5 separate regions of the Mus musculus genome follow, and regions 2, 3, 4 and 5 are each linked to region 1. A link is a loop called in an ENCODE intact Hi-C map of the cell type or tissue named here. Cell type or tissue: gastrocnemius. All regions are shown on one strand. Region 1 has its middle 7.9 kb from the start of Med31. Region 2 overlaps Gm51906 (a long non-coding RNA gene). Region 3 overlaps Tekt1 (tektin 1). Region 4 has its middle 10 kb from the start of Fbxo39. Region 5 has its middle 6.5 kb from the start of Ggt6.

Region 1 (5,000 bases):
TACTCATAACAAGCCAGAGAGAAGCCTGATATTCCCCTCTGCCTTAAGTCTTCCTTATTATTTAACATAGCTTGTCCTGGAAACTAACATTACCGTTTTCTTTCTAGGTAACAGGATATTCAGGTGGTAAGCAGATCGTTATGGTAGCTATCATAGTGCAGAAATAGAACATATCACACAGTCTCTGCCATGGACACAATTACTATATTGACCTGCTCTCTCTCATTTTCAGAGCAGAGCCCCCACTATAGCCCAGTCTGGCCTTGATCTCTTGATCTTGTCTCTGCTCTCTGCATGCCAGGATTACATATATATGTACTTGCCTGGCTCATTGTTTCTTTTTGAGGAGATGGTAATATCATTTTCTTCTGTGAGAAATAGTTAAGTACAAAAAGATTAGGAGGGTGTGTGAGCTTAAATATAAGTGCTGATTATCAATGTACCAGTTAGAGTTTACCCCTTGGCTGCAAACCTCAATTTCTGCTTTGCTACGCGTGGCTCTGCCATTTAGCCACCAGGGGGCGCATTCTCTCTAGAAGACCAGAGTAGCTTCTTCCTGCCTGCTGTCTCCGTTGTGCCTCCTATGCTGTGAACTCTCAGAACCAACCACACTTCACCCTGGCTGCTGCAGTTCCCTTCCCTTAGTAGCTGAGTACACTTGTCAGTTTTCTGTTTGAGGAATTCGTTTTGTTAAACCTAACCTCAGAACACCAGCAGCAGCCGGTCATCTGTTCTCAGAGTCTGCAGTTTATGCTCTGTAGGGTCCTTCTGAGTTTCTCAGCTGTAGTCATCCCAGTCTCTGCTCCTCATCTGCCACTTTGTCATGGTCACATGGGTTCCCTCCCTCCCTCCCTTCTTTTCCTTTTGAATTGCCTGTTTATACCCTTTGCTTGTTTTTCTTTTCATTTTTCTTACTGATTTGTTTATGAGTAGTAAATATTTTAAGTTCAGATTTCATTTGTTATATGTACATATTCTTATTAAAAAATAAAGATATCTGTATGTGTGTGAGAGAGAGAGAGAGAGAGAGAGAGAGAGAGAGAGAGAGAGAGAGAATGTAAGCCATGTGTGTACATATTCCTGTGGAAGCCAGAAGTGAGAGTGGCATTCCCTGGAGCTGGAGTTTAAGATTGTTGTGTACTGTCTGATGTGGGTGCTGGGACCCAAACTCTGGTCCTCTGTAAGATCACCACTCAACCACTGGGCCATCTCTCCAGCCCCTACATGCATATTCTTAAAATTCAGGGGTCACTTGTCTCTTTGAATTTTCATTTTTTTTCAAGATTTATTTTATTTTATATGAACACACAGTTGCTGTCTTCAGACACACCAGAAGAGGGCGTCTGATCCCATTACAGATGCTTGTGAGCCATCATGTGGTTGCTGGGAATTGATCTCAGGACCTCTGCAAGAGCAGTCAGTGCTCTTACCCCATCTTAGCCATCTCTCCAGCCCATCTTTTTAAATATAAAAAGACAGTTTCTCATGTCCCACTGTGTGCCCTTCTCTTGTTTGGTTTCCTTCTCTGGTTTTATTTCATGATTGGCAGCAGTGTTTCTGTTTTCATAAACTGACCTCCCAGTCAAAACTAGTAAAGGCTGGAGAAATCAATTTAGTGGGTCATAATTTTTTAAAAACAAGTGAGCTGGAGAGATGACTTAAGTGGAGAGAGAGAGAGACAGAGACAGAGAGACAGAGCACACTTATTGCTCTTACAGAGGAGTACTGCTCTTCAGTTCCAAATACTGAGTACATGGGGACCATGGGGACCTCTCAGGAACTTGTAACTGGCACTATGTGGTCTCTCACCCTTTTTCTGCCCCCTTTGATACCTGCACACATGTACACACACACACACACACACACACACACACCTCCAACCTCCACACATGCATTGTGACATATGTGTCACTCCATGGAGTTGTCATACATACATACAATAATAATAGGAAATAAGAACTTAAAACCTATCGCATTGCTTGGGGCAGGGAGGAGAAGAGGAAAGGCCCCTGCATCTGAACAATTCAGTTACAGCCCAGGGCCAGAGTTTTTACTGTGGCTTCTACTAAGCCATCTAACAAGTGTCTAGTAATAGGACATGTGACAAGAAATGGACAGTGACAGCATTATTAACCTAAAGAAAGCCTCAAGTCGAGTTAAGGATTGATAGACTTGTTGAAAGACATTACGGGCCATTTGTTCACAGGATTGACAGGAACTGAGTACATAAGTAATTGGTTTCTCAGAAGAGGTGGTAGTCCCGTTAAAATCCGTCAGAAAATTGCTCGTGTGTTTTATTGGTAAGGTAATTGGTCCCCAAAAAGAAGTCTGTGGTTTGTATTTATACAACATCCCTGCCCGTGACCATGTATGGATAATCTTTTTACAGTGTAAGGACATATATTAAGGAAACTTGTGTTTCAGAACAAATGTGTGTTACTGTCAAAGAGGTATGAAAACCACTATGTTCCCTCTCGGTCTCCCCCCCCTCCTCTTTTTGAGATAGAGGTCTCACTGTGTAGACCAGCCTGCTTAGCCTGCCTCTGCCTCCTGACTACTTAGATTATGGCATTAATCCCTGAGTTCCTTATATGGCAAATGGCCATCATGCCTGGCCACCAATCTGTTCAAGGATTCAAGCATTCTTGAGAGCTGAGATCCGTTCGAGGGTCCAAAAATTCCATGGGTCCAAGAATACCAGACACCTGCCATCTGGAGAAATGCCTTCTGTGCATTTTTGCAGATCCTTGGTGGAACTCCCCTGAATTCCCTCACAAATTCATCTGCATATCTGTTAGACTGAAAAATCTGTTCACCCCAGCTCAGCTCTGTGCTTCATACGATTTCATTTACACAAGGGTCCTGGCGCTAAAATACAATACTCCAAAAATCACCAAGCTACTCTAACCCCTTTGTTCTGCGAGGAAACAGCTAAAATCCCTTGCCAGGTACACAGCAGCTTGGGTCATCTGCAGGGCACTGTCCCCATTCATCAGCAGAGTTGGCAGTGGAAACCCAGTGGCCTGTTCACATTGTGCTGTAAAAGGACCAGGAGAAAGAGCCTTAAAGCTCCTAAAAATGTATGCTCCTAGGTTATGGGCTTCCTAACCCCAAGGCTGCTTTATCCATTATTTAAGACAGGTTGGAATCCTGTCAAGAATTTGCCAAGAACCTACAAAAATATTCAAGACCTGGAAAAGCTCATTGGCTTCAAAATACAAAACAAAAATCGAAAGTAGTAAGTTCCAGTGTGAATCAGTTCCATCTTTTATCACCCATCAAATCAAGACCTCGGAAAAGGACGATGGGTGGGACCTTTCAGTGGGTCTACACGGGGTCTATGCAGTCTGTGCCCTGGGAAGGTTCTAGAGTTGGGGCTCTCTACAAAATCCTAAGAGTGACCCAGCATAGCATTTTGTAAGAGCTGCTCACACCTCTCTCCCCTTTGAGACATTTGGGCAGTTCTGCAGATAAATGAAGTCACCTACAGGTGGCCCAGCTCCCCACTGTGTTAACAGAATCCCTAGTTCCCCAGCTGAGGCATGAAATATAAGGCGAGCTTAGAAAGAATAGCAACACGGGTTTGTATCATTGTGATAGTTCATTTTTTATTTCAGTGTTGTGACTTCACCAATATTTTATGCAGTCCAGAGTGGGCCTGTCAAAGGTTTAAACCCATTGAATTAAAGGACTGATAATCCAGTTGCTTGTGTAGCTGGCCTTGGGTGTGGCGAAAGGCCTGGATTGGCCTGGCACACACCAAGGTTAGGAAGCCCATTCAGGACTCACTGGTAGACTGAGTCTATGTTTTCAAGTTCCAATAAGCATAAAAGTGAAATGCCAAATTAGTGGGTCAAAACTAGCATCTTCTTGTTCATGAGGTAAAATAGAAAAAATACACCACAGAGTTCTCAGTGAAAATTTTGAACTGTCTTGTGAAGTGTTTGTGTAGAGCCACAGAAGTAGAATACATTTCTACTGAGAGTCACTGACAAATAGTGCAGAAAAGGGACCCTCAGGGGTCTCCCCGGCTGAGAACTGGCTTGGAGTTCAATGTCAGCTTACTTGGTGCCATACAGACAGCGGACAGCAGAGGGCAGTCATTCCTCGTACAGCAGCAAAGGTTGCACTTCAGAGCAACTGAAACCAAGAGGGAGTGCCTCACAGCCTGCTGGCCTTCAGAATAAGACACTGTTGACACTTGTGGCCATAGCATTACAGCCACTCACCACTCCCGTTGAATCCGTTCTTAATGCTATAGATTTTTCTAGCCCCCTTTGAAATGCTTCATGTATCTTCTTGTCAGATGAGGTCCTATGATGGAAACTCGGGCCACAGCTGTGGTCATCTTGTAAAGTCAAAGCATCACTAGATTTGCTCATGTGGACCCAAAGGACTCTCGATCGGCCTCGTTCTGGGGGGACATTTTGACACCCTCAGAAGTTTGGCTATTGAGCACTGGGACTCACTCTACCCCAGGTACTACTGAAAGCACCCAGACCTTTCTAGGGTCTGAATGGGGTAGGTCAAGGACATTAGGGGTCAAGAGGTTGAGTTGCCTTACTCAGCATTCCTGGCCAGGAAGAAGCAATGTCAGAATCCAGACATGGGTCCAGGCTGCTCTGGCTTGGTCTTCTTAAACACCAGCTGTTGCTGCACATGGAACAGACACCTAGCCCTCCACAGTACCCTCAGGAGAAGCATTGGAGGTCATCAGAGAGCACCGACAGTTAATCCTACAACTGGAAGACCAGATTGGTGCTTTGTTCCGCTTCAAGAAGGACTTCAAGTGTAGAGCCAGAATCAAAGGGTGAGCAACTACAAAAAGATGCATTTGGTTTCAGGAAAAAAACGACCAAAATCCTTCCTAAAATGTACGTACTTTCCCCAGTCACCACTGTGACTCCTGTATCCACAACAGTTACTGCAGCAAGCAGCTACAGCCCTCACAGAGCTTGACTGTCTTACATTGCCCACTGGAAGGCAGTGACTTAAACTTG
Region 2 (5,000 bases), 340 kb after region 1:
CTGCCTCTGCCTCTGCCTCTGCCTCTGCCCCTGCCTTCCAAGTGCTGAGACTAAAGACATATGTCACCATGCCAGGCTTCTCTTGGAAGTCTTACAGGCAAGCCTCTGGTGACATATCTATGGTGCTTTAGCAAATCCCCCCAAAGCTTACAGTTTTAGATTCCAGCAGTCATGTATTCTGTCCCATGGTTCAGCTGGTAGGGAGTCAGGAGTAGGCAAGATGGTGGCTGGGGGTTGGGGGTATCACTGCAGTGAGGGCTCCCGGCAGCAGAAAACTCAAAGGCCCCATGAGGCTAGAAGTTGCTCACTCATGTAACTGAAAAGTGGGTGCTGCTGCTTCCCTCCCCACAGGGACCCTGTACAGGGCCCTGCTTGAATGTCCTCCCCGTGTGGAGGCTAGCTTCCTCAGAGGCAACCAACAAAGGCTAAAACAACTAGGATTCCAGCAACACTCCATCAGTCACAAAGTCTGTCCTTGACCCACGGTGGTGGCCAGGACCCAGTGACAAGAACAGCAGGGTTTGAAGCTTGTTGGAGCTGGCTACACACTCACATTCTAAGGTTTTTCATCAAACATGCAAGAGGAGAGCAGAGTAATTCCGATACGTGTGTGTGTGTGTGTGTGTGTGTGTGTGTGTATTCATCAGGGAAAAAAAATGCCCAAGATCTTTACTAGAAACCCTCCAAGTGGCTCTCTCCTAGACCCTATGAAGCAAGATAAAAGCACAAGCCAATGCTCTGGCAGCAAGAGAAGCTTGAAAGATGGACACCACAGGAGTCTACCTCTGTCCATGAAGAAGAAAATGGTTATTGGATAAACCAGATGTGGTGACACATGTCTATGATCTCAGTACTGGAAAGTTGGAGGTTGGAAGATCATATCAGAAATTCAAGGTCATTCTCAAACACATAGCAAGTTCAAGGCTGAACTACCAGAGACCCTGTCTCAAAAAAAAGGGAAGCTGAGGGACTGGAGAGAAGCTCAACTCAACAGTTACAAGTAGCCACTGCCTATTCACAGAACAGGAGTTATATCCCCAGCACCTCCATCAGGAGACTCACCACACCAGGGATCTGACACCCACTTTTGGTCTCTAGGGCACTGAACTCACACAAGCCAATTATACAGCCACACACACGTAGGGAGCTGGGGAGGTGGTTCAGTGGTTGAAAGCACTGGTTGCTCTTCCAGAGGACCCAAGTTCTGCTCTCTGCTTGCACACAGCACCTTCCAACCATATGAAACTCCAGTTCTGGGAGGACTTATGACTTCTTCTGTCCTCTTCAGGTACTGCACATATGGCGGGCAGCCATATATGCATGCAAAATACAACACACATAAAATAAAAATATATAAATTTTAAACAAAAATAGGACAGTAAGATGGCTCAGTCAGCAATGGCACTTCCTGTGCAAGCCTCGCAAGTCTGAGCTCAGTGTCTAGAACCCATGTAAATGTAGGAGAAGCGAGCTAACTCACAAACATATCCTACCGGCCTTCAGATGCACACCTTGCCATTCTTGTATGCACATATCATGTGTACGTATACAACAATTGAAAATAACTTTTAATTAATAACAAAAAATAAAAATAAAATCTCCCCAGGTGGTATTGATGCAAGCCTTTATTTTATCCCAGCACTTAGAAGGCAGAGGCCAGCCTGGTCTACAGAGTGAGTTCCAGGACAATCAGGGCTACACAGAACCACCCTATCTTGGAAAAAAAAACAATAAAGTAAAATCTCTAGGCAGATTCATATATACATATATAAGCCAGATGTGGTGACACTTGTCTATAACCCTATCACTTAGCAAGATCAGGAGTTCAAGGCTAAACTCAGCTACATTGCGAGTTCAAGAGTATCCTGGGCTTCTAGAGAAAAGAGGAGGGCAGAGAACGGGAATGAATATATGTCTGTTAGGTGAGGAAACATCTTCCTCGGCTGGAGCCTACAGGAGCCTGAGAAAGTCAGTTGCCTACAAGGAATGAACAGCCATATTCCCTGGAAAAGGAGGTGTGCTCTTAACCTCCTAATGCCTTTAACCCAAGCATTTGGAAGGCAGAGGCCAGCCTGGTCTACATAGCAAGTTCTAGGCTAGCCAAACCCATGTAGTGAGACCCTGTCTCAGAAAACAAAACAAAAACAAAAGAACCAAACGTTATGGTGTGGATTCCCAAGGAAGAAATCTGAGGTGGCAGAAACCAGTTGTGGTTTTCAGCAGGGGTCCTGATGGCATAAAGGGTACAGCAGAAGCAGCTGTTGAAAGCTGAGGGTCACAGGATTTCATGCCCGGGGTCCTCCTAGCTGACTGAGCACAGCAGAATTGCAGACAGTATCTTTCATCAGGGAGTCCTGTAGACAGATTAATTCCAGGTTTCAGTAGAGAGCGACATCCTGTGGCCATTAAAAGCAATGTCAGCCAGGACGTGGTAAAATGTGAGAAAGTTTCTTAGTAAATTTAGAGTGGTCTTAAGATGCTGTACCTCGGGGGCTGGTGAGATGGCTCAGTGGTTAAGAGCACCGACTGCTCTTCCAAAGGTCCAGCAACCACATGGTGGCTCACAACCATCCATAACAAAAATCTGAAAACTTCTGGAGTATCTGAAGATAGCTACAGCGTATACACATATAATTAATTAATTGATTAATTAATTAATTAATTAATTTAAAAAAAGCAAAAACAAAAAAAGTCTACATTCTTTCCTGCTGGCTGGAGAGAGGTCAGTTAAGAGCACCTGCTGCTCTTGCACAGGACTTTCACAGTTTCCGGCACCCCCATGATGGTTCACAACCACCCATAACTCCAGTTCTCCCACATCCGATGCCCTCTTTTGACCTCCACAGGCAATAAGTATACATATGGTGAACATGTACACATGCAGATAAAACACTTACACAAAAAATAAATTTTAAGCTGGGCGGTGGTGGTGCACGCCTTTAATCCCAGCACTTGGGAAGGCAGGCAGATTTCTGAGTTCGAGGACAGCCTGGTCTACAGAGTGAGTTCCAGGACAGCCAGGGCTATACAGAAACCCTGTCTCGAAAACAAAAACAAACAAACAAACAAATAAATAAAATTTTAAAAAGAAAAGAAATTTTAAAGTCTAAAATAAAAAGAAAGATATATGGTTAATGGTGTCAGTAAGGCTACTACATAGAGAGACCCTGTCTCAAAAATAGATAAGCTGGGTGTAGTGTGCAGACCTTTAATCCCAGAATTTCACAGGCTGAAGCTAGCAAATGTCTGGAAGTTTGAGGCTAGCCTGGTCTACATAGAAAGCTAATGACATCCTGTCTCCTTTTTCTTTTTCTTTTTCTTTTCTTTTTTTTTTTTTTTTTTTTTTTTTTTTTTGAGATAGGGTTTCTCTGTATAACCCTGGCTGTCCTGGAACTCACTTTGTAGACCAGGCTGGCCTCAGTTGTATCAGCAATTTACTCCATAAATGCCTGCTGCTCCCAGCCTTGGTCTGTGGGCAGTGGCTAATTCAGAGACTCATAACTGGTCCAAGCGCTGAGAGGAGACTGCAAGGCACTCAGCCCTAAGTGGGTTGAATCGACCCCTACTCCGTTTCCAGGGCTCCGGGAAAACTTCAGAAGAGAGGCTGTGAAGAGTGTAGGAGCAGAAGGATGGGAGCGAGGCTGTGAAACGCTGTCCCTTTGACACCACACAGGTGTTAGATTCACAGATTCACAGATACAAGGTTTAACCCATCAAATTCTAACACAGATGAGGGAGGGGCTCACAAGACCCCACCCCTGGTTGAAGACCTGTTGTCAGTTGATGGCTACTAAAAAAAGAGTCATTTTTCTTTGGGAGTATTACCGCTGATAGATTACTAATGTTCCAGTGAATATCCCAAAACCAAGAACACACAGGCCTCAGAGAGTTACTAAAGAGAAGAAAACATGGAGCTGGGAAGCGGTTCAGGAGAATTGGAGGCAGGGGGCAAGGGGTGAATATGATCAACAAAAGTATGTAACTTTGGCCTAGAGAGATGGCTCAGCGGTTACGAGCGCTGACTGCTGAGGTCCTGAGTTCAAATCCCAGCAACCACATGATGGCTCACAACCATCTGTAATGGGATCTGATGCCCTCTTCTGGTGTGTCTGAAGAGAGTGACAGTGAACTCACGTACATAAAATTAACGAATAAATCTTAAAAGAGAGATACATCTCCTCTTTTTAAAAAAGTGACTTTTTCAAAGAAATTTTAAAATTATATTAATTAAAATAAAACCATCTCTAATTTCTATGATGGTCACAGCAACAGACCCGGCCATATGGTTTTCCTCCCTGGCTTCCTTGCCATGGTCTCTGTAGGCTTCCTAGTCATCCCTAATTTTCCTAGGACTTGGATAGTAGTTTACTCTCTTTCTATCTTCCCTGGTGACCCATTCAGGTGATATCACCAGCCACAGAGATGGCCCTTTCACCATCTGGACCTCTGGACCCTCTTGTAAACAATCACGTTACCCTAGCAATCCCATGAGGATTACCCACATCAGCACCACCTTTAGACTCATGACTTAAAGCACATACTCCCCCGCCCCCACCCCTCACCCCCAGATCAAAACGCCCCATCGCCCCATCGTTCTCCTCCCTACACCGTGGCACTCTCCTTAGTCCTACTACAGTCCATGGGAACCTCGAAGCTCCTGAGCGCATGCCATGGTCCCTAGCCATCAGGACCTGTTTTCTCACTCCCTCTTTTGCCGATTCATGATAGGTCTCTATCATCACCCATAGCTCTTCTCCCAGGTTTCTCCTCCCTTGGCTGATCTGCCAAAGCCCCCGCCCCAGCCCTCCATTTCACACCTGCACCCACACAGCTAGATGGAACCAAAGAGGAAGAACAGACCGTGCTTGCAGGGAACTCATTGTAAACTCATCCCACGAAACTCCAGCAGGTGCAAGGCAGTGCCCAGAAAACTCCCTCCCTCCCCGGGAGGCTTGCCTTCCCATCCTCCGCTCCACTGCAGCAAGTTGCCTGTCCTCAAA
Region 3 (5,000 bases), 120 kb after region 1:
ATATTCCTAAGGAAATGCCCTATTCCTAAATCCTGAATAACTTGGCACAGATGTCTGTGAATTTCAGGCTTAAAATCTCTATAGGATCCTGGCACAGAGTTGCAGTCTGCATCCCTGATCGATCACTCCGGGGGGAAACGCTCGACAGACTATCCCGGTGAGACTGAGATCCGTGTTCCTGTGGTTTGTGGAGTGACGCCTGGACCCCAACATGAAAGGTGAGTGTTAATTTCAAATAGATCTTTCTGGACGAGATCTGATTGCAACATGTGTCACTCCACTGATTGCCAGGGTTGATTAAGCTGATCTATCTGGCTAGGCAGGTGTCCCCCTCCTCCCTCACAACTCCATGTTCTTCACAACCTTCCCTGAATGCAGGAGGGCCAGCCTTCAGTTAAGGGTAGCTATGTTCACCTGCTAGAACCTCCAAACACGCTATCAAACAGGTCTTTTGGATGGGAGTCCTCAGCTTGAGGGTCTTCTGTGGATGCTGAAGTGACGGGCGTGAGCCGACACACAGCTCATAAGACCGCTGCTTTTTACACTGTTTTAGTTGGCTTTAAGTTTTATGACCTTGTTTTCAGCATATTCACCTTCATCATCGCTTCCTACCACACAGACAGTTCTAATTGCCCATTTGCAGTAGTAGTGCAAAGTAAATGTGCTGCCTGTAAAATGAACCTGTTTGAAAATGCTTTATGGCTGGATTAGAAGTCAAGACCTTGGCACCGAGTGGCTGTCGGTCTGAAAGGGTTAGCCATTTTGGTGAGTTCCAGGACATCCAGGGCTACACACTGTCTCCAAAAAACAACAACAAACAGAAAAAAATAAGAGTAGACAATTATTTCTCACACTTTGGGAAAATTTGAATGCTAGGTTAAGGAGCTGGTAGAGTGAGGATGACAAAAGCCAGTTTTGGATTCATAGATGATGTCCAAACTGGACAGCAAGAAGCAGCAAGCTCTCGGGACATATTTTTTTTTAAGATTTATTTATTTATTATATGTAAGTACACTGTAGCTGACTTCAGACGTACCAGAAGAGGGCGTCAGATCTCATTATGGGTGGTTGTGAGCTACCATGTGGTTGCTGGGATTTGAACTCAGAACTTTCCCAAGAGCAGTCAGTGCTCTTACCCACTGAGCCATCTCACCAGCCCCATCAGGACACTTTTAAAGTCACTGATCCCATGCAGGAAATCCCTGGCCCTCCACCCCTCTGTTTAGCTCAACCTGTCACCTCTCATAGTGGAACCCGGTTCCACTCCTTGCTGAGCTAACCGAACCATGAAAAGGTGAAACTTTAATACTTTCTCTCTCTCTCTCTCTCTCTCTCTCTCTCTCTCTTTCGTATTGATTATGGACAAGTTCAACTTTAGTCCTGTTTAACAAAGCTCAAGTTTAAATGACACGTGACTTAAAGGATAGCATCTAAAATTTTTATTGCCTACAAATAATGTTCTTGCTTATTTTCTGTATAGTGCCTCACTATGTAGCCCAGGCTGGCCTTGGACTATGTAGCCCAGGCTGGCCTTGGACTCACTATCCTCACAAGATGAATCCCCACTGCACCTATCAAGAATATGGCTTACGTTATCATGAAAAGACATCTGGTTTGAATGGGTAGAGAGGACTGTAGCTGGTGGACTTGGTAGCTACCAAGATTTTGACAGCCTCGGGCTACTGCAGATGTCCCCTGTAAAATGGACCAGGACAACTTTCTTGGTTGAAACGTCCTCATTCCAGACGAGTGCCAGAAAGTGACAAAGTGAACAAAGACAAGTTTGCCCTCTGGGAATTGTGGTGCTCCTGGATTTCATATTTATATATGGAGAAATGTAAATCATGTTCCCCACAATGCCTGCCCAAATTGCATTGCATGACTTTTTTTTATTGGTCTGGCCTGGGTTTTATGATCCCTCTTTACAGATGGGGAAACTGAGGCTCAGGAAGCTGTGAAACATGTTCTGGATCCTCCACAGGCTGACTGATCACGGATCTGCTCTGCGCTGTATCTAATGCAGAGCCTGGCACTAAACAAATTCAGAGCCTGGGGATGATTTTCCTAGAACGGTGCTGGCCGTTTCCTAGAATGTTGTTGTCGGGCCCCATCCCTGTGTTGAGTCGGCAGAAGCTCTGAGGTCTGCCCTCGGTTGGAAAAGAAGATAGTTTTGCCCTTCCGGACCAGAGCAGCAGAGCGCCCACAAACTTTCCACTGGGCCCTGAGGCAGAGAGTTCACACCTTACTCAGGGTGTGAGAAGGCATTCAGAAGGGTGGTGTTCAGACCCTGAGTGGTTGAGTCACAGAACACCAATCGGCATTGGGTCTTTCCATTTCAGTTCAGTCACTTGCTGATAGCAGAGAATAAATATCCAGCTCCTAACCTCCTGGAAGTGGGATCCGTATCCTGAGATGGTTTCGTGCACCCATGAAGTGCCCCAGATCTAGGAAGTGTCAGACATGGGAGGGCCTCTAGGCTCTCTACTCAATCCTCTCATTCTACTGGTGACCCTAAGAGGGAGAGACACATTTCTGGCAGGGTCAGTTCTAGAATCCAGGTCTCCTGGTTTTCTGGCTGGAGCTGGTGCTCACCACCTACTGTCCACTAGGTGTCAGGATTCCAAAAGTTAACACAGAGCAGAGGCAGCCGTGGCGACTTAGTCCAAGCAGCTGTCGACAGCCAGAGCTCTCTCTGGGAGAGCAATGGCGACCACGTGGAAAATGGCTTAATCATACCTTTCAGGAGGTGTGTAATCGTTGTAGCAATGGTGCAGCAATGTGGAGCATGGTTGCAACACACAATTGGGAGGAAAACAATACTGTAAAAACTGATCCCTGTGCAGTTGGAATTGTGGCAACATGGGGGTTGTGTTCCAAAAGGCTTGTAGTTATTTACTTCCTTCTGAGACAGGCTGAGGGCAGGGCTCTAAACACAGACTATCTCACTCCATCTACAGTAATGCTAGGCTGTGGGGGGGGGGGGGGAGAGCGAACCCATGCAGGTATATAGAGGTCATAGGTCAACATCAGAGTTCTTCCTCTATTGCTGTTCATCTTGTTTTGTTTTGTTTTTAAAGATTTATTTATTTTATGTATGTAAGTACACCACTGTAGCTGTCTTCAGACACACCAGAAGAGGGTATCAGATCCTGTTACAGATGGTTGTGAGCCACCATGTGGTTGCTGGGAATTGAACTCAGGACTTCTGGAAGAGCAGTCAGTGCTCTTAACCGCTGAGCCATCTCTCCAGCCGCCACCTTGTTATTTTTTTAAGATGGGGGTGTCTTGCTGAATCTGGGGCTCACTGGTGTGGCTAGACCGGCTGTCCAGTGACAGAATCCTCCTGCCTCCGTCTTCCAGCACTGGGACCACACACACGGCCATGGATAGATTTTTTTTTCATATGGGTGTTCAGGATCCAAATTCAGGTTCTTATACCCACACTTTACCCACTGAGCTGTCTCCCCATCCTCACCAACACCTAGTCTCTATAAAGAATTGTTTTTTTTATTACATGCACATACACCAGCTGTGTGTTTGGGGTGGGGCGGGGGGGGGGAGTGGCCATGGAGCACGTGTAGAAGTTAGAATACCACTAGTGGGAGTCAGTTCTCCCACCATGTGGGTCCCAGATATCAATCAAACTCAGGTCTTCAATCTTGGCCATAAGTGCCTAAGCCATCTTGCCTATTCCTTGACCCCTTTACTCTTAACCATTGTTAAGAGATTCAAATCCATAGCTTGAATTTGAATCCACAGCTCAAATTAATTTTTTCTTTTTTATTACTGCTAATTTTTTTAGAGTGAAAAATGCAACAAAATAAAAACACGCAGTGACTACTAAATAGTCTAGAATCAAACATGAAACGATGGAGTTTCTCTTCAGGAAGGAAAACTTAAAGGAGTATAAAACTTCCTGCCACCACATGGGGGCGCTGAAAGATGCAGGCTGGGCAGAGACCTGCCTTCCTAGCCCAGGTTGCTGTCTTTTCCAGCTGTCGATCAGAAACTGCAGCAGCTCTTAGTGTAGAATCCTAGAGCAAGCACACGTGGCCGCTGCTTTCAGAACCCTCTCCTGGTCTTTGAGCCAGGGACATTTCCTTTCTGACTTCACAGACACGGACACAAGCAATTCTGCTGCCTCCTCCCTGCCCGCTAGATTCAGCTTTAAACCTCTAAACAAGCGAGAGCCCTATCTTCTCCTAACAGCCTTCTCTTTCATCTGATTCTGACACTTGCATGGACTTGCGATGAACTGCCAGGAGGTGGGAGGGGGCATCTAAGCTTCCTAGGGCAAATGGATTGCATCCTATTCCATGAGAAAGGAAGGGATCCCTTGGATAGAAAACCCAGCCCCAGCTTGAGAGTAGGATGACTCTCTAATGGCTCCATCCCCTGGCCCCAAGACCTCTGCGATCCCTATGTCTGGTGCTGACACCTAGCATTAAATTGTGAGGTATCTTCCTCACCAACAACCATAGTAGAACAGAACCTTGTCCCCAGGTCACAGACCCAAGCCGGCCTGAGGTGTCCTGCCAAGAGGCTGCGGCAGGCTGCCCAAAGTTCCACCCACCTGAAATGAGAGCTCTGTGCTAACTCTTGTCTTACGATGCAGTTTAATAAGGCTCTGAATGGCTCCTATCAGCAGATGGCCTCTGCGCGGATGCCCCCCTCCCAGGCCCCATGGTCGTCGCCGTCTCGAGGTGGGATGGACTTCCTCATCTCCATACACAGCACCTGGTCGATATAGATGGTGTTCTCCTTCACCTGGATTTCCTCCTGCAGGGCCAGCTGCCTGCGGTACAGGGCCTTCAGCTGCGTCTGAGCCTGGGCCAGGGTTTCCTTTAACCTGAGAGAAGAACAGCGTGAGGGATAATCACATGCTCTGGATCCTTTGTTCCAGTGGGAGAGGGAACGTGCTTGGATATGCAGTCAAACTGATATTTTTATTTCCCTTGCTTCTCTAGGCAGTGCTTCCTGGCTGCTGGCTACAGCCAGGC
Region 4 (5,000 bases), 100 kb after region 1:
GCTGTCTTCAGACACCCCAGAAGAGGGCGTCAGATCTCGTTACAGATGGTTGTGAGCCACCATGTGGTTGCTGGGATTTGAACTCAGGACCTTGAGAAGAGCAGTCAGTGCTTGAGATACCACTAAGCTATCTCGCCATCCTGCTAACTCTTTTTCAAAGCACTTTCAAATCACAACCATAGTATAGGACTATCCCTGAAGATGCTGACTGGTAGACAGAGTTAATGTTTACCTGCCATTCAGAAAAAAAAAAATCGTACTGGTGAAGGCAAAGGGTCTCCCACCTGTGGGAGGCTCCTGGGTCTGATGGGAAATTATACCTTCTGTCATCATAATATGATGAAATTGGAATGGTTTGGGGAGCAAGCCAGTTCATGTGGCTCTGGGGTCAGAGAGGACCCTCAGCTAGAATCCTGACCACCTGGCAGACAGGCCTAATATTTACTTGTAGTATGAACCAGTTACTTCCCTCTCAAACACCATCTAAGCCAATGGTCCTCAACCTTCTCAATGCTGTGACCCTTTAGTGTAGTTCCTCACGTTGTGGTGACCCCTGACCATAAAATTATTCCGTTATTACTTCATAACTGCAATTTTGCTAGTGTTATGAATCATAATGTAAATATCTGATATGCAGTTAGTCTTAGGTGACTCCTGTGAAAGGGTCGTTCGACCCCCAGAGGGGTCGCCACCCACTGGTTGAGAACCACTGATCTAAGCATAAATAACTTCAGCATTACACAAAGTGTGTAGGCATGTGTACATTCTTATGAACATGTTTCCTACAAAAGATTCATCTTACAGGTCTGTCCACTCATTCACATCTGGCTGGATAACAGATGCTCTAACTCTCGTGCCTGCTTCTGCATTGTCCTGGTACCACATCTCACACCATGTCACCCCCAAAGACCTCCAGAGTCAGTGAGAGTGAAAAATATATGTAACAATTTGGTGTAATTGTTAGAAATAATTCTCAACTCAGGGACCCTTGAAAAAATGGTTTCACCAGGTCCTTCGACCACAAGGAGAGCTACTGCAAAAATATTCTGGCTCCCCTGAAACTGGAAATTAAAAAAAAAAAAAAGGAAACTGGAAATAGAATCAAGATCAGGAGAACCCGTGGGAAAATGCACAGCCAGAGAGATTCCCAAGCACATATGTGTTTAAGTGGGTATCTTTTCCAATGACAACATTCTACTGCTAGTGGGCCACATGCCCTATGGTTCCTTGACTAACCCATAAATACCTAAAGTCATGCTACATAGGCTTAAGCTAAGATGCCAGCAAGCCATCACCTGCAGGTAAGCCAATGAAACAAAAGCAGGTTTTCTTATGGGAAGACTCTCAGGGCCGAGTTCCGGGGTCCCCAGACCTGTACTCTCAGACAATTTAGGCCACTCATTTATGTGATCCTGAGTAAGTTGCTTACCCTATTTAAGCCTTAAGTTTTAGGGATCTGTAAAGTGAGAGGAGCTGGGAAATACCATATTCCTAAGGCTCTTAGGAGGCAAACCTTGGGATTCAACTCTGTGGTGCTAAACATGGACATGATTGGCCACATTGCCCCCAAAACACCTAGCCTTGGAAGACAAATAACATGGGTCTGAGATCTGGCCTGCCAACCATTGCGGGCCAACTTCTCAGATTAAACAAATATAATACATGAACCTGGCTTGTAGATTTTCAATAAACACTCACTTTTCTATTTAATCAATGAGGAAATAGACTCAAAGAAAGGCACCTTGCCCGGCGTCATCAGCTTGTTGGTGACAGACACGAGACTATCATTTCCAGATTTAAAGCCCAGATCGCTGTCTTCCAGGTAAGCAATAAAATAGGAAGGCTCCATCCCTGTCCCTTCCCCCAACACAGCTCATGATGGACAGACAAGAGAATGCGTCTGTGAGGAATGAACTCACATGGTTCCCCACGGCACCACAACTCCAGAAAGGAGAGATTGACTACCTAAGTAACTTAGAAAATGCTGGAAGGGTCAACCCTAGTCCACCTCCACACCAATGCTCTCCCACACCAATGTTCTCCCTCAGCATTCCTCTCCCAGAGCAATGCTCTCCCAGAGCAATGCTCTTTCATAGCAATGCTCTCCCACACCCTGAAGATTTGAAAACCATTATTCTGTCATTTAACTAATGAAATCAATGGAAACTTCTGTGGTGCTTGGTTTAGCCTAGAAATGCTGTGTAAGATATAAAATTCTTGAGCAATCATCGGAATATCAGGGATGGAGAGATGGCTCAGCAGTTGAGAGCACTGTCTGTTTTTTTTTCCCAGAGATCCTAGGTTTGATTCCCAGGGCCTACATTGCAGCTCTGCCCGCATTGTTCCTAAGTGGTAACTTCAGTTCCAAGGGCTCTGGTGCCATCTTCTGGCCTCCTGAAGTGCCAGGCACACATGTGATACACAGACATGCATTCAAGCAAAACATCCACCTGCGTTTAAAAAAAAAAAATTGCAGGGGCTGAAGATTGGGGGAGGGAAGTTAGGGAAACTTTACCCTATGAGCATCTTTGGTCTAAACTAGTAGAGATAGTTTCCCATGCCAAAATGTATGGTAAAGTCTTGACATTAAAACCCCACCCAGTGGTACATAGAGAACAGAGCTTCTCCCTATAACCTGCATCCCTATCCTAAACTTGCCTCTATTCAGGTTATCCTGTCCATCATCTCTCTAGCCGGTGGAGTCACAATTCGAACAGTCCATGCTTTTCTTCTCCAAGGTTTTGTGATTAGAACGTTCTTAGCTTGGGCTGAAACGTAGCTCAGGGGTAAAGCGCTTGCTTAGTTTTCATGAGATCCTGGACTCCACCCTCAGCACAGGAAACAAAACCAAATCACTAGCCCAGGAATGGCAGTGAACTGTTCATTCCAGCACTCAAGAGGCTGCGACAGGAGGACTTCGTGAGTTCAAGGCCACTGAATTATATAGTGAGTTTCCAAAACAAACACACAAAAAAAGTTCTTAGCACCAAGTCCAGTGGGCTTTTTTTCCCAGTTGCATTTATCCCTGATGCCAGCAGCTGTAGGAACTTGACCCAACTTGACCCAGAATCTGTTCCGTCACCTGTGGCATCTGTAATTAATTGCTCAACAGACTCAAAGACCTTTAGTTTAAGCAATGAAACTCGGGTCAAGTATTCAGAGTAAGTTCAAAGATACAATTGTATCTTTATATTTTTGCTACTTTGTTAAAATTCTTTTCTTCTTTAGCGGACTCCTGACCACCCATGTTTACGGAGCACACACAGAGTGATGACCAGGTCCATGTGATAGCCAACATCAGGACACAGAGTACTGTCATGTTCTTATTTCTCATTCTTCAAACAAATATCCGATCAGTTGCTACAGACCACCTGCATCTCTTCTTATCGTAGATCACACAAAACTTGTCTATCGTATCTAACCATATTTCAGTACCCACTATCCAACTTCTACTTGCCTCCACCTCTCCCAGCCTCTCAAAATTTCTATTACACTCTTTTTTTCTTTAAGACCAACTTTTCCAGCTTTCATATTTAAATGAGAGCATGCAATACTTCTCTTTCTCTGCTGGCTTCTTTCCTGTGGTGGTTTGAATATGTTGGCCTATGAGAAGTGGCACTATTAGGAGGTGTGGCCTTGTTGGAGGAAGTACATCACTGTGGGGGTGGGTTTTAAGGTGTTATGATTAAGCTCCGCCCAGGACAGAAGAGCAGATCTCCTTTTTGCCTTCGAAACAAGATGCAGACCTCTCAGCTCCTTCGGCACTATGCCTGCCTGGACGCTGCCATGCTTTCTGCCTTGCCTTGATGATGATAATGGACTAAACCTCAGAATCCTGCAAGCCAGCCCCAATTAAATGTTGTCCTTTATAAATTTGCCTTAGTCATGGTATTTCTTCACAGCAATGGAAACCCAATTTTTGCTGATAATTATGATGCTTTTAGAATGATGAATGTCGCTGTTTCAAGGGGAAAGGTCACCAACAATAACTCAAAAGAAGCATGACTACATAAATCATATGTAAATACACAGATATATATCGCCTACATAGATGACATGACAGAAGGGCAGTGGTTAGAGTGGAAAGGAGCCAGCAGGAGCAGGGAGGAACAAGGAGAGGAACAGGGGAGCAAGGAGGGGCAGGAGGGTAGTAAGGGATGAAAGAACAAACTGTAATGATATGTGTGCATGAAAATGTGATCAGAAAACCCATTGTTTTGTATACCAAAAACAACAAAAGGAAACTTTAGTACCAATTTCTCCTCAAACAGGCAATCTTTTGTACACATAAAATAGCCCTTTTCTTCGATAGGTGTAGTGGCTATTCCTGGTTGTCAACTTGACAATATTTGGAATGAACTACAATCCGGAATTGGAAGGCTCACCAGTGACCCTTATCTGGAGGCTTGGAGATCCTTATCTGGATCTTGGTTTGAAGATCTTGAGCCATAGTGGCTATGGATTCCAGAAGATTGAATCTCCGAGTTAAGGAACACACCTTTAATCTGGGCTATGCCTTTCATCTGGGATTAAAGGTGTGGTGGAACACACCTTTAATCTGGGCTACACCTTTTGCTGGAGACAATATAAGGACATTGGAAGAAGGGAGTCTAGCTCTTGCTCTTGCTCCTTCGCCTGCTTGCCGTGTGAGACTGAGTAACTGCTAGATCCTTGGATTTCCATTCACAGCTGCGACTGAACAATTGTAAGGAATTGGGCTGCCGACTGTAAGTTATCAATAAATTCCTTTACTAACTAGAGACTATCCGTAAGTTCTGTGACTCTAGAGAACCCTGACTAATACAGAAGTTGGTACCAGGAGTGGTTCTAGAGTAACAGAAGTACAAGGATGAATCTTTTAAAATTCTGGAATTGGCTTGTTGATCCACCAGCACTTTCAACTATTGAAACCTCTCCAGATTCTCTCCCTCCTGGGAGCTCAGAGAATTTTGAAGACCCATGGTTGAAACTATATTCCGAACTTAAAGAAGCTAATGCCC
Region 5 (5,000 bases), 210 kb after region 1:
ATCTAGTACCCATTTAAAAATCACCAGGTAGGCTGAGGATATAGCTCAGCTGGTAGAATACTCCCCTAGTCTGCACAAAACCCTGCATTATGGGCTGGAGAGATAGAGAACAGTTAAGAGTCCTGGTTGCTCTCACAGAAGGCACAGATTCAATTCCCAGCATCCGTCTACTTGCTGGCTCATGACCATCTGTGCCTCCAGTTCCAGGCGATCTGATGCCTACTTCTGGCCTCTCTTAGGCGTTAGGTACATACATGGTGCTCAGATATGCCTGCAGGCAAAAACACACATACACACTAAGTAAACTTTAAAGCCATGCATTCATTTAATCTCCACTTCATCAACTGAGTATAGGGGCACGTGTCTGTAAACCCAGGAAACAGAAGGAAAAGGATTAGAAATTCAAGGTCATGTCCAGCTACACTGTGAATTTGATACCATCCTGGGATGAAGAAGACCCTGGAGAGATGGCTCAGTGATTAAGAGCACTGTCTGCAATTCCAGAAGCCCTGAGTTCAATTTTCAGTAATCATATGATGGCTCATCTATAATGGGATCTGATGCCCTCTTCTGGCCTGAAGGTGTACATGCAGATAGAGCACTCATACATAAAATAAATTTAAAAATTTAAAAACAAACAAAACCCCCAATAAACAACAACAACAACAACCCAAAGACAAAATTATTTTTTTAAAAAGGGGGAGAGGAAGACTGGAGAGATGGCTCAGCAGTTAAGAGCACTGACACATTGCTCTAAAACCCTTCTAGTAGAGGTCCTGAGTTCAATTCCCAGCAACCACATGGTGGCTCACAGCCATCTCTAATGGGATCTGATGCCCTCTTCTGGTGTGTCTGAAGACAGCTGATAGTGTATTCATATACATTAAATAAATAAAAAAATAAAGAGAAGAAAAGAAGACTCTGTCTCAAAATGGAAGGAAAGGAAAGGAAGGAACCAAACCACACAAAGAAATTTACTCATTACTTGGAAAAAATATAATTATTACTCTAAAGAGATGACTCAGCAGTTAAGAGAACTTGTAGAGGGCCTGAGTTCAGACCCCAGAACCCACAAACAGCTCACAAACACCTTTAACTCCAGGTTCAGCAGATCAATGCCCTCTTCTGTCCGCTGTGGGTACCTACATACACGTGCATACACATATATACAGACATACACATAAATAAAATTAAACAAAACACATTTTTAAAAACAGGTTTCAAGTCAACCAGAGCTACCACCAAGACACTGTTTCATTGAAAGCAAACAAAAGCCCCATGAACAAGCCTAGCTCTGTACTGTTACCCCACCATTATCTGTCTATAATATACAGCAAACACAGCATATTGATTACTGAAACTTTGTAAAAAGTCTTAAAAAGTGGATAGCTTTGGTCTTCTCACATATTTCTTTTTCAAAAACATCTGGGACTGGATTTTAGAATTATCTTTTAAGAATGACAGTCTACAAGATGACCATTTATCAAGATGATGGTTCTCTACTGACAATATTGAGTTTCCAGGTCCATGAACATGGTATGTCTCTCCATTCACTTAGATCTTTTGTTTATTTATTTAAATATATATATATATATATATATACATATATATTTAATTGTAACTCTTTTAAAAATGTATCTCAATTTCTTAAAGACTATACTATTGGAAGAAACCAGATATACACAAGTACACACTGTATGATATATGACTTTTATAATATTTAAGCCCTCAAAACATGATTCCTATAAACGTTTAGAGATAGAAATAATATCAGCAGTTTCCAAAGGTTGAAAATATTAATAAAAAGCAAGCAAAGGAGTATGAGTGACTTTGTGGATGTTGAAAATGGCTGTAGAGTTGATTGATGGTTGCACAGATGAACACTGAATTTTACATTATGCAAAGTAGACTTCAATAAATTTGATTAAAAAAAAAAACAGGTCGTGGCACACACCTTTAACTCCAGCACTGGGACAGGGGCAGAGGCAAGCAGATCTCTGTGAGTTTGAGGATCAACCTGGTCTACAGAATGAATTCCAAGGACTACATAGTGAGACTACCTGAAAGACAAAAAAACAAACAAAAACTCCAATGGGTAAACGACTTGTTAACTAGTAACAGTTTTGATAATAAAGTGAAGAACGTTGCCTGATTGAAAACTAGCACCTCTAAAATCTGTCAGGGAGTGGAAATATGACTGTATCCTATAAAACAAAAGAGAGCCAGACTGAAGGACAAGAATAGAACCCTAATAAAGGTTTCCCAAGAGCGCCACCTGGAGGCAAAGTAGGCCCTCACAGCAGCCACTTAACACCTAGAGGCGGCTGTGTACCAAACCCACGTGACTTACAAAGCCGGAGACCTCTGTGCAACTCATGGGGGGGTGGGTGGGGGGTGGTGGTGGCTTGGGCTTCGTTGTTCCTTCCCCCTCCAGCCAGCTTCAGCTCTGGGGGAAACAAAAGCCACCAAGCAGGGAGTGAAAAGAACCCAAGAACAGATACATAAATTCCATCTTTCTCTGTCTCTGTCTCTGTCTCTGTCTCTGTCTCTGCCTCTCTCTCTCTCTCTCTCTCTCTCTCTCTCTCTCTCTCTCTCTCTCTCTCTCTCTCTCTCTCTGTCTCCCCACCCCCTACACACACCTTTTCCATTACCTGCTGCCTACTCAAACAGAACAAGGAGTTGCAAGAAATAATTTTTTTTGTAGAAATAATTTTTTTTAACTCTAAGTAATCTCGAGTTTGAGTGAATTAGGGAAATTTATTGGCTTGTTTTCAAATTATTGTTATTTGTGTGTGTGTGTGTGTGTGTGTGTGTGTGTGCGCGCGCGTCCTTCCCCACCTCTCGATGTTTCTTGTGGTAAATATACACAGCACAAAATGTACTGTCTAACCACACAACAGTTCTAGAGAGGCCAGGGCGCTGTTGCCCTTCAGTTCTTTGTCCTCTTCACCCAGACGTGTAAATCCCCCTTCTGGTCCCTCTCTTTTCCCTTTCTGGATGGTGGCCCTGCAGTACTTTGTCTAGGTTGCCTGTAGAAGGCACTTCCTCTTGACAGGCAGGTCCAAGCTCCACCCAAACCAAGCCTCACTGTGTGCCACTGCCATCTTGTGGCCAATTTTCATATGATTGCACTTCCCAATTTCTAGACATTTCTTCCCTCACCAAGATAAAAGAGAAATAATAACCCACTGTAGAAAGGTCTTGTTGGTGTCAGGGAGGAGACCATAGAGGAAGCAGCCAAAACCTAACAAACATTTACTTCCATATTCCAGATCTAAAAGTAAGAAGATTTAAGCTAGGCATGGTAGTGCACAGGCTGTGAACTCAGCACTTAGAAAGCTGAGGCAAGAGGATCACAGGTTCTAGGCCAGCCTACGCTAACACAGTGAGATCCTTCCTCAATAAAGGACTTGACAGATGGCTCAAAAACCCATACTCCTTTTAAAGAAGACCCGAGTTCAGTCACCTATAACTCCAAGTGCAGGACAACCTAACTCCTCCTCAAGCTCCTGCACTTATATGTGAAAACACACAGAGAGACATACGCACATACACATAAAACAAAAATAGTAAAAAAAACTTAAATAAATAAATACTTAGATAAGAAGGCTCAGTGTATACCTAAGTATGATCCCCAGACCCCGAGTAAATGTGAAAGAACAGATCTGATCAAAATTGTCTCTGACTTCCCCACATGCTGTGATGTGCATCTCCCACAAATACATTCCATGTACATGTGTGCACAATAATAAATAAATAAGTTAGAAAGAAAAGAAAAGGCTAGTGCCCAATGGCATATCGGAACTTACTCCACCCCGAGCCCTAGTCCAACCCCCAACCCTCCACTGCCCTCGACAGAGTTTCTCTGTGTTATCCCTGGCTGTCCTGAAACTCACTCTGTAGACCAGGCTGGCCTAGAAGTCACAGGGACCCGTCTACCTCTGTCTCCTGGTGCTGGGATCAAAGGCATGCACCACCACAGTTGGCTATTTAGAGAGTTTTGAGGCAAGATCTTACTATGTAGCCTAGATTGTTGATGAACCCACAGCCTCCCTATTTCAATCTCCGGAGTGTTGGAATGACAGGCTTGTCCTAAACAGGGAAAGGGGGTCTCTGTTTTGTTTTTTGTTTTTTTAAAAGATTTATTTATTTATTATATGTAAGTACACTGTAGCTGTCCAGAAGAGGGAGTCAGATCTTGTTACAGATGGTTGTAAGCCACCATGTGGTTGCTGGGATTTGAACTCCGGACCTTCGGGAGAACAGTAGGGTGCTCTTACCCACTGAGCCATCTCACCAGCCCTCTGTTTTGTTTTCATTGTGCAGTGCTCAGGATGGAACGCTGGGCCTTGTCTGGGATTGCTTTTGTCTTGTCGTTTTTGTTTTATTTTGCTTTGTTTGAGACAATGTTTCAGACAGCACAGTCTGACCTTGAACTCCTAATCCTTTTGCCTCCACCACCTCAGTACAGGGATTATATTTCTATGCTTGACTTCCCAAACTTCTTTCTTTCTTTCTTTCTTTCTTTCTTTCTTTCTTTCTTTCTTTCTTTCTTTCTTTCTTTCTTTCTCTTCCTTCCTTCCTTCCTTCCTTCTTTTCTTTCTTTTTCTTTCTCTTTCTTTCTGTCTTTTATTGTTGTTGTTTTTTTTCGAGACAGGGTTCCTCTGTATAGCCCTGGCTGTCCTGGAACTCACTTTGTAGACCAGGCTGGCCTCGAACTCAGAAATCCGCCTGCCTCTGCCTCCCCAGTGCTGGAATTAAAGGCGTGTGCCACCACGGCCCAGCTCTCTTTCTGTCTTTCTTGCTATTGATCATTTGTTTGTTTGTTTTCTGTTGTTTTTATTTTTGAGAGAGTGTTGCTCTGTGTAGCCTTGGCCATCTTGGAACTTAACTCTGTAGATCAGGTCAACCTTGAACTCAGAAATCCACCTGCCTGTGCCTCCTTAGTACTAGAATTAAAGGCATGGGCCACCATGCCCAGCTTTCTTTTTTCTTTTGCT

The links. Hi-C counts contacts between places; a loop is a spot of excess contacts. Peaks named below come from ENCODE experiments on the same cell type or tissue, not always from the same donor. Only the 100,000 strongest peaks of a DNase experiment are listed, where the experiment ranks them.
Region 2: it touches region 1 in a loop (9-fold over the local background); 22 of 42 quality-filtered maps call a loop at or near these places.
Region 3: it touches region 1 in a loop (7-fold over the local background); 21 of 42 quality-filtered maps call a loop at or near these places.
Region 4: a loop joins it to region 1, with 3 times the contacts of the local background. A loop is called at or near these places in 25 of 42 quality-filtered maps.
Region 5: a loop joins it to region 1, with 9 times the contacts of the local background. A loop is called at or near these places in 37 of 42 quality-filtered maps.

Annotation. Positions count from the first base shown.
Region 1 is chr11:72,220,947-72,225,946 of GRCm38, forward strand. No RefSeq gene overlaps it. Among named protein-coding and RNA genes, the nearest start is that of Med31, 7.9 kb to the left of the region's middle. In gastrocnemius, a CTCF peak has its summit at 512 (motif pointing right); DNase peaks (open chromatin) are centred at 526, 2,621 and 4,103.
Region 2 is chr11:72,562,072-72,567,071 of GRCm38, forward strand. It overlaps Gm51906 (a long non-coding RNA gene), which reads right to left. Exons shown (of 4, transcript XR_003949712.1): 4 at 1,746-2,354. Among named protein-coding and RNA genes, the nearest start is that of Spns3, 14 kb to the left of the region's middle. In gastrocnemius, a CTCF peak has its summit at 2,409 (motif pointing left); a DNase peak (open chromatin) is centred at 2,342; H3K27ac peaks cover 317 bases.
Region 3 is chr11:72,340,123-72,345,122 of GRCm38, forward strand. Tekt1 (tektin 1) reads right to left here. Exons shown (of 8, transcript NM_011569.3): 8 at 4,595-4,849. The coding sequence ends at 4,642. Gm51867 (a long non-coding RNA gene) reads left to right here. Exons shown (of 3, transcript XR_003949578.1): 2 at 85-218; 3 at 4,968-5,000. Among named protein-coding and RNA genes, the nearest start is that of Gm51867, 3.0 kb to the left of the region's middle. In gastrocnemius, CTCF peaks have their summits at 2,600 (motif pointing right) and 3,930 (motif pointing right); DNase peaks (open chromatin) are centred at 2,615 and 3,947; H3K27ac peaks cover 857 bases.
Region 4 is chr11:72,322,225-72,327,224 of GRCm38, forward strand. No RefSeq gene overlaps it. Among named protein-coding and RNA genes, the nearest start is that of Fbxo39, 10 kb to the left of the region's middle. In gastrocnemius, a CTCF peak has its summit at 2,391 (motif pointing left); a DNase peak (open chromatin) is centred at 2,386.
Region 5 is chr11:72,426,519-72,431,518 of GRCm38, forward strand. No RefSeq gene overlaps it. Among named protein-coding and RNA genes, the nearest start is that of Ggt6, 6.5 kb to the right of the region's middle. In gastrocnemius, CTCF peaks have their summits at 576 (motif pointing left) and 2,269 (motif pointing left); DNase peaks (open chromatin) are centred at 199, 2,281 and 3,050; H3K4me3 peaks cover 757 bases; H3K27ac peaks cover 1,755 bases.